2 separate regions of the Homo sapiens genome follow, and region 1 is linked to region 2. A link is a contact called in ENCODE Hi-C or POLR2A ChIA-PET data. All regions are on one chromosome and are shown on one strand. The core of a region is the stretch at or near the end of the contact, and the rest is flanking DNA. Distances in the headings are between cores, read along the strand shown.

Region 1 (4,430 bases), core at 1,617-4,116, 160 kb after region 2:
TCAACAGTCACAGATGATCATTGCCCAGATCTGTTATTGCATTAGGGGTTGTAAACAGATGGTATTCCAATTCTATCACTCTTTTGTTATTTATTAGCTGAATTTTGATACAAAGAATAATAGTCTCTCATCAATTATTTGGTTATCCTGAGGTACTATTCAAATAGGAAGAATAAGATAAATGCTTTATTTATTCCATTTATGTATCAATTCTCAGAATAATGAGTTTGTTTCTTACCATATTCCAAAGGTGATAAATCAAAAAGATAAAAATTATTTTTGTTAATTTATGTATTTAAGGTGATCCAAATCAAAATACTAACATGATATTTTAATTATGTCAGTTTATTCTAAGTTCATAAGGAAAAACGAAAAGGTAAAACTTGCTAGAAACACTTCGGGAAAAGAATTATAATGAAGGAAGAGTAGATGTAGCATACATTAAATATGTTACAAGGCTGTAATAATTAAACAATGTGGTTCAGTTATGTAAATATGTCAGTAGAGAACCTCAAAATAGTCTTCAGCACAAATACAATTCAGTACATGATAAAAGAAATATATAATATTTTCCAAAGATGCTTGCAATTTTCTTTGTATGATCTGATTTTGACACTTCTCACTCCTACAAGTTAACTTTGTGTTTCATTTTCTTGACTTTGCATGGGCTTTGTGACAAATGTGGAGGTGACACTATGTGACTTTAGAGGCTAGGTCTAAATGTGGTACCTATCACTTGACTCTTGGGAGGAAGTGAACCCAGGCACCATGTTTTGAGGAAGCCCAAGCAGACACATAGAGAGACCACAAATAAGCATTGTGGCTGATAGCCCCAGCTCAGGTCTTAGGTAATAGCCTGTATCAACCAATGAGTGAGAAAGTCTTCAGATAATTCCATCCCCATCACCCCAGCCCTCAAGTATTCCCAGCTGAGGACTCCAGATATCGTGGAGTAGAGACAGCCTTACCTGCTGTGACACTTCTAAATTCCTGACCCACAGAACTTGTGAGCATAATACAATCATGTGCTGCTTAATGATGGGGATATTCAGAGAAATGGGTCTTTAGGTGATTTCATTGTTGTGCGAACATCATAGAGTGTACTTACACAAATCTAGATGGCACAACCTATTACACACCTAGGTGTGTACAAACCTATACAGCATGTTAGTGTACAGAATACTGTAGGCAACTGTAACATAATGGCAAATATTTGAGTATCCAAACTTAGAAAATGTACAGTGAAAACAGGGCATTATAATCTTCTAGGACAACTGTTGGATATGTGGTCCATCATCCACCAAAACACCATTATGTGGCATGCGACTATCTAATGGTTTTTCAGTTATGCCACTAATTTTGGGGTGGTTTGTTATGCAGCTGTGATGACTGGAACAGGTAGGAAAAAGATATTCAACAGATGGTTTTAGAAAAAATAGGTAGCTGTTTGTAAAATAAAACCCATATCTAGAATTAAAAATGACAAACAACTTAGAAGAAAGAATTTTAAGTATGACATAAAAACCTGAAACCAGAAAAGATCAATAAATGTGACTACATAAAAACAAAATATTGCATAGAAAAAATAAACACTTAGGAGCAAAAGTCATGAGTAAAATCAAAAGGCCTTGACTGTATGATGAGTCAATAAGTAAAAGCCCAGGAGCCTGGTAGAAAAATGAACAAACAAAAAGGAATGGCCAATTCCCAGAAGGGGGCAGAGCAAATCATTACATAAAGAATGTCAATCTTATTATCTGAGAAATACAAATAGACCCTTCAATGAGGTACCCTCTTTTCATCCATCAGATTGCAAAAATAAAACTTGAGCAGTATAACCATAGATTTAAAAGCACGAACCCTAAATTAAAAGCCTGCCTGCGTGACTAGTTGTGTCACCTTGGGCAAATGTATTAATCTCTATTTGCCTCAGTTTCCTCATCTATAAAGTGGTAATGAAATAATAGTACTTATCTCTTAGAGTTCTGTGAGGATTAAGTGACTTAATGTATATAAATCATTTAGAATAGCGCCTAGAAAGTAGTAGATACCAACATGTGGCTGCTATTATTGTCATCACTATATATTGAGAAGTTGTGGGGGTGGGACAGGATCTGTCATGCATTGCTTGTGGGAGAGTAAATCCATTCACCCTACGTAGAGGACTATTTGCAAGGATCTTTAGAGACTTAAAAAAGTGACCCAGCATTTTCACTTGTAAGTGTGAATCCTACAGATGTAGTCACACTGGGAAATACGGTATGTGCAAAGATATTCTCTGTAACATTCTTAGGAGTTACAAGATTGGAAACAACCTCATATCCAACTCTATACAAAGGGCATTGGTTTAAAATGTAGTTCATTGGTAAAATGGACTGTAACGAAAGGACTGGAAACCTTTTAGGTTTCTCATGAAAAGAGATGGTGATCCCTGCCTCAGGCAGAGGACTGATGGAGGCACAGCTCTCTAGGTGGTTCTGTTTTGTCAGCCCAAGTGAAGTAGTCCCAAGTGGAGACAATCTGCAATCACATAGCTCAGTGCCTAGCATATTTTAAATGTCCAATAAGTGGCAGCTGGTATGATCTTATTATTTATCATTATTTATTTTCTTGACATAATAGAGTCGCATGGCAACAAGGCTCTCTATGAGGCACCTGTGATTGTTTTTTTCAATGCCCGCTTGAATCATGATTAGCTTGAAGCCCAAATTTGCTCCGCAAAAGCAACTCCACCTCTCGCAGGGGCTGCCAGACTGGGCTGTCATCAGCAGCTGTTTCCCAGTGGGCCCTAGTCACAGCTTACTGCCAAAGAGCATACTTGAGTGAATCCTTAAAGTCCTTTTTGTCTCTGTGATTATTTCACTGTGTTTATAATACAGCAACTGCTGGAGAGCTGAGCTGCCCATTCATCTCTTGTGGCAGCCTTAACTCTGAGCTGAGGAGCTTACTGCTTCCTTGTGGACAGACTGATAACAGCCTCACATTGTGACCTACAGAGTTTCCATCCCCGTTTTCAAAGATACATAATAATTTACTAAAATAAAAACTTGCTGCCTTTTACAGTTTGTGATTCACAAGATTCAAATATCTCTATTCTGAAGAAAGTGTAAAAATAATCAAAATGCATCTTTATATTTCACTTTTTCCATTTGCACAGAACTTATTCCTATGAAATGTCTACACAAGTTCAACTTTTTATGTTTGAGGAGAAAAAACAAAAGACATTCATTTCCCTATTACAGCCCTCAATAGAATACTTGCTACTTACAGTATCTCAGAACTGAAGTTAAATCAAAACAAAAAATATCTTTACTGATTTCCTTCCTCAAAATCATTCTGTGTCTTGCTTTCTTTTCCAATCTCCTTTCAAATGTATAACTTTTAAAATTTGCTGCAACTTCCACTGTTTCAAAATATATATTTGAATTTATTTTCAAATGTATATGACTTAATTTACTGCTTCTCTCCCTAATTTTCAAATGCAAATACCCAAATCACTTTTCAAGTGTATATTTTCATTTATTAGCCCTTTGAAGTTGGTTTACTTATGAGTTCAAATGCCTTCCTCCTCTCTGATTTATAAAACTGTATCTGGCAGTGTTGAGGGACCTTGAATTATTCTCATCTATAAAAGGGAACCCATAAAATTGGTGGCTTAAGAACTGATGTATGAATAGTCTTCAGTTGGTGACTCATGGCCAATCTGTCTCATTTCCTCCTATATACACATTTTACACGACCACCAAAATTCATGTTTCAAAATTATCTAGGTCTGTGGTCTTATTTCCACTTCCTTTAGTTCTAAGCCCTACTTTTCACTCAAATCTTGGTTCAAGCATCACTTTCTCAGGGAACACTTCTTTGACCACATCCTACTCCTGCTACAGATTGGTTCAGCTACATACATCCAGTTATATGTTCTCCTTGCCCCTGGTCCTTTTTCACCAGAGTATTTATTACAACTTTTACAATTATAATTCTCTGCACTTCATTTGATTCATATCTATGTCTCTTCACTAGACTAAACTTGAGGAGCCTGATGTTCTCTTACTCTTGGGTACTGTGCCTAGAATAATGCTTGCCTCATTGTAAGAACTCTGTTAAATATTTGGTGAATAAATGAATTTTCTTAAAAAATCAATGAACAAAGAGGTGAAAAATAAATGAATGGCTAAAGTTCCCAGCACCATGGTTACCACATGGTGGCACTTAATAAAATGATAGCTATCATTATTGTTAGTTCCCATTCCTGATCAGATCAATTTGTTGAGTGTTCCAGTTTGTGGAAGATGTGATTATGCTTTCAGAAACTGGAAGTCGGCCGGGCACAGTGGCTCATGCCTGTAATCCTGGCACTTTGGGAGGCCAAGGCAGGTGGATGACCTGAGGTCAGGAGTTTGAGACCAGCCTGGCCAACCTAGTGAAACCCT
Region 2 (4,891 bases), core at 1,941-4,440:
ATACTACAACTGGAAGTATACCAATACTATGAAAGAAATACTTCACTATGAGCATCTGTGGATGAAAATAATTTTTAAAAAAAGCAAAATTAAAAAATTCAGATTTAGTATTTGTCACATTAAGCTTAACATTTTGTAATTACATAGATAAAATGCTACCATTTTTATTACATGGGAACTTCAAAAGTAGTAATTAATTAGTTAACATATTAACGGTCAATAGAAAACTCTTAACACAGATTGTTGTAAGGCATTGTAAACAGTGCCCTTTATGGCATATATAAATATTACTGTCACTGGGGGTAAAATTCATTATGGATCAGTATGTATCAGGCTTAGGAGAATTAGGTGTGAATCCAATCCCTAAGATCCCAAACAAGAGCCCATTATGAATCCAATGACATGTCACATTTCTAGACTGGCAAAACTTTAAATACGATGTCAAAATGTTGTGCCCGTATCAAAGTTTGTCTTCTAGGATTATCTCCAAAAAGAGCCTATAATGTTCTGCTTCTCTCCACAACCACTGTTCTCATACATACTTCTATTGTGGCACATATAACAATGATTTGGAAATACCTATTTTCTTCCTGGTCTCTCCATTAGAGGGCCACATCATAATTCATAAAGTGTTTAATGAATTTTTTTTTAAATTTTGGAAAGATATTCAACATCACTGAGAGAAATGCAAAATAAAATTATACTGAGATAAAATTTCTCATGTTTTTGATTGGCAAAGATCAAAAAGCTTAACACTCTATTGTGAGGTTATAAGAAAAAGATACTCTCAGCCGGGCGCGGTGGCTCATGCCTGTAATCCCAGCACTTTGGGAGGCCGAGGTGGGCAGATCATGAGGTCGGGAGATCGAGACCAACCTGGCTAACACGATGAAACCCCGTCTCTACTAAAAATACAAAAAATGAGCCGGGCGTGATAGCAGGTGCCTGTAGTCCCAGCTACTCGGGAGGCTGAGGCAGGAGAACGGCGTGAACCCGAGAGGCAGAGGTTGCAGTGAGCCAAGATCACGCCACTGCACTCTAGCCTGGGCGACAGAGTGAGACTCTGTCTCCAAAAAAAAAAAAAAAAAAGAAAAGAAAAAGATAATCTCAAACACTGCTGGTGGAAGCATAAACTAGTATAACCCTTATGGAAAATTTAATAATTTCTATAAAAATTACAAACTGATAAGGCTTTTGACTCAGCAATACTATTTCTAGGAATTTATCCTATTTTTCATGCATAATATTATTCATCACAGCATTGGTTAAATTAGAAAAAGTAAGAAGAAACTTAGAAGACAGTAGAAGATTGGTTAAAAGGAGGAAGGTACAGCCATACAATGGAATATTATGCTGCTATTTAAAAAAAAAAGTAAGAAAGGAAGGAACAAGTAACGCTTGGACTGATAGGGAATTACCTGTAGATTATTATTAGGAGAAAAAAAGTGCTAATTAATGAACAGTGTACATGGTATATGATCATGCTATAAAAGTGTTTCTATATGCATAAAATACTTCTAGAAGAAAACATAACCTGAGGATATTGGCTACAGACAGAAAAAATAACAGGTAAGAGAAGAGAAAGAGACTAGTTATTGGATCCACCCTTTTATACCTGTGCATTTTGAACCATATAAATGTATTACCTATTAGAAAACAACTAAACAAAAAGGTTAAAACATGACTGTATTGGCATTATATGATCCATGTCTGAGTGGCAAATCTTATCACCAGTGGCTGACACGCAAACAGTTCTCATTTCCCTACCTATAGTGTACCATGAGAAGGTAAGGCACTACTGCAATGTGAGCTCTTCGAGGATGACACATTTTTGTCTTTTTCACGGATACATTTTCTGGTAGCTGTTCTTTGTTACTTTTACAGTTTGTCTCCTCATTTTTACTATAATATTTTCCTATCCTTATTATAGAATCTTGGTATTCCTATTGTAGCATCTTTGTATCAATGCTGTGCCAATTCCTTTATTTAGCAGAAAAATGGAATTTGTATCCTTGACAAGTAAAGCTTAACATATCTGTTTTCAAGTGTACCAAATAAATCCGAATAGGATGAAAATGATCTCAATTAATCTAACATAGGGGAGGTTTTTTTTTTTAAACATCTCACACTGTGCAGTATCAACTTGACTTCTCAACACAGGTTTTCCACTGAAATATACAAATTAAAACAAATGGAAGCCAGAATAAAAAATGATAACAATTTTATTTCTCCCTTCTCAGGAAGATCTTAAGAGCAGCATGAAAGTAAATGTTAAAAGAAAAAAAAAAAAAAAAAGAAGAGGCCAAAAATCATCAGCTGAATGTATTAAAAATGAAGCGCTCACCTGAGAAAGACCACCCCAAAACTGTCTGAAGGCCCCCAAACAGCTAATTAGTTTTGTTTTCTCATCTTCAGGAGTATCCATAAACATGCTAAAAAAATAAAAATTACATTATTTGTCATTCGTTTTAAAAAGGTAATTACACACAATCAGAATAGTGGATCTTATAACCTTCCAACACGAAACTAAGTAAAATCTGACAGACACAATCACATAAAAACACAAAACTCTGCCACGCATACACTCACCCAGGAAAAGCCTCTTCTATAACTTCCGTTTTCTGTAAAAAAAAAAAAAACAAAATGTAAACAATGTTAATTTTAAAAAGGCGCCTCCCTTAGCCAAGTATTACAATGTAACACAGGGCAAGTCACCTTAATCAGCTCTGAAACTATCAATACCTGTCTGGCCTGTCACTGTATCGATTTCAAAGGATACAATGAACTTGACAGCAGTTTGAGAATCACTAAACTTCCCCGCATACAACCTCGGTGTCAAAACAAGGGAATAAAAAGGGAGGCGTGAGAGGAGGTTGCCCAGGCCAGTTTCCTTGGTCGGCTGCCCCCGCGTCTCCCCGTCCCCAAGCCGTAGTCCTGGATGGCCGGCAGCTGCACTCACCACCACCTCTTCGAAAATGCTCTGCAGTTGCGTCTCCATCTGTACTATCACCCCCGCCTTTCCAGGGTGCCCGGCAAGGCCCGGATCAGACTCGAGCTCTGGGAATATAGGGGCAGAGGGGCGGAGACCTCTGGAGGAAACCGTAGCTCCTCGGCGTCGCTTCCTCCCCCAGCGCTTTACCTGGAGCGTTCCCTCCCGAGCCCAGCCAACAGCAGGAACCTGTACGGAAGACGGGAAGGGCCCGGTACGCGCCGTTTGCAAACCCCGCAGAAACCAGCGGCGCCACCAGAAGGTTCCGTCTGTGGAGAAGGGCGGCCCGCAAGCCGGACGAGAGCGCCCCCAAACGGAACCTTGAGCCCAAGGACCCCGGAGGCATCGTCGACCGCAGGCCGCCACCTCCCGGCTGGAGAAGGAGTTGCTTCCTGTTCGGGGCTAACCCGCTTGCAGACTGAGAAATGAAAAGTTTGGAACCCAGAAGCTGCAGCCTGCGGAAAATGCTGGAGCCGCAGCCGACACCAAGTTGATGTCTGTGAGCAGCTGACCTTCTGGACCTCCATCAGCGGCCTGCAGCCAGGAGCTGAAGCCACAGAGACGGTGTCTTCTCAGCTATGATAACCTCAGTGCAAATGTAATTGATTGACTTTTGAATGCCAAACCAATTTTGCTTCTATGGTATAAATGCTACTTGGTCATAATATATTATCCTTTTTAATATATTGCTAGATTCTATTTGCTATTATATTGTTGAGAGTATGTGTTTTTCTTCATATGCCACCATCATCACCAACCCCTAAAACATCTGTTATGTCTTGAATGATCAGCTTTCTTTGCCTCATAAAGAAAATTGTTGATGAGAGTCATAGACATCCAAAGGCCTTTCACTTCTTTGACGGTTGTGAAATGCCACAAACTGCTAAGCATGAACTACTCCTTTGTAGCTGCTAAGTGATGAGCTGATGACTCCCCATTCATGGTTTTGTTATACAAGTGTCTGACCTGGCATAAATTTAGTTTTCTAACAACTTTAATATGCACATGCAACCATGTTGTCCACACAATAGCTACTAAAAGCTGAAAAGAAATAATTCAGATTTCCTGCTGGAGAAAAACTTGAAAAGTTAGGCTTAGGGTATTGTTTGCTAGGGTTGCCATAACAAAATACCACAGACTGGGTGGCTTAAACAACAGAAATTTCTTTTCTTGTAATTCTGGAGGCTGGAAGTCTGAGGTTGAGGTTGATAGGGTTAGTTTCTATAGAGGCCTCTGTCCTTGGCTTGTAGATGACCTTCTTCTCCTTGTGTCTTCACATGGTCTTCCCTTTGTACATGTCTGTGTCGTAATTTTCTCTTCCTAGAAGGACATCAGTCAGGTTAGGGCCCATGTATCTACTCTAAAGAGCTTTAGCTTAGTTGAAGACATAGACATTTTAAACCATAATAGAGTGTGATATGTGCAATACTAGTGATGCTAATAAAGTGCCAGGGAGAAAAGGAGGAAATACAAATTTTTCTACAGAAAGGAATTTAGAAAGATACCTAGGGGAGTTTGCTTAGATTGCTGTGAACAGCATACTATAAACTGGGGGGTAATTTGAGTCTGAGCAAACTGAAAGCTGAGAATTCAGGCTTCTTGTTCCATCCTTGTCCTATCAGGATTTAGAGTGGGGGACTAAAGAGCCAACTGGAAACTCTGAGCAGCTGGGCAGGGCTTATCAACTTTGAGCATCTTTATAGTGTGTTCTGGGGACATTGTTTCTTGGAGAATCCCCAAAGTTGGTATCATCAGGTCTTTCCCCTTAGGCTGGTCTGAATCACCAAGGAAGATACATCTAATCTCTTACAAGTGGGTAAAGTTCTGACTGGCTGCCAACCTTCTTGCAGCCAAAAGGAACAAGAAGCCTGATCTCTTACAAGTGGGTAAAGTTCTGACTGG

The links. A loop is a pair of places that touch in the nucleus more often than their neighbours do. ChIA-PET counts read pairs that join two places held with the same protein, here RNA polymerase II (POLR2A). Pooled maps may share reads with other maps.
Region 1: a loop to region 2 is called in a pooled map, with 7 times the contacts of the local background. The contact joins the enhancer-like site here to the promoter of MED23 in region 2. A Hi-C loop is called at or near these places in 1 of 168 maps with a recorded cell type or tissue (lower leg skin) and 6 of 50 pooled maps. POLR2A ChIA-PET finds 5 or more read pairs at or near these places in 1 of 52 experiments (B cell).

Annotation. Positions count from the first base shown.
Region 1 is chr6:131,785,650-131,790,079 of GRCh38, forward strand. No RefSeq gene overlaps it. Among named protein-coding and RNA genes, the nearest start is that of MIR548H5, 4.3 kb to the right of the region's middle. Within about 2 kb of position 2,867, at least 4 of the 41 ENCODE cell types and tissues checked have a DNase peak (open chromatin) inside an H3K27ac peak, as active enhancers do.
Region 2 is chr6:131,625,052-131,629,942 of GRCh38, forward strand. MED23 (mediator complex subunit 23) reads right to left here and starts at 3,191. Exons shown (of 29, transcript NM_004830.4): 1 at 2,960-3,191; 2 at 2,590-2,621; 3 at 2,345-2,432. The coding sequence starts at 2,998. RefSeq lists enhancers at 2,831-2,880, 3,011-3,180.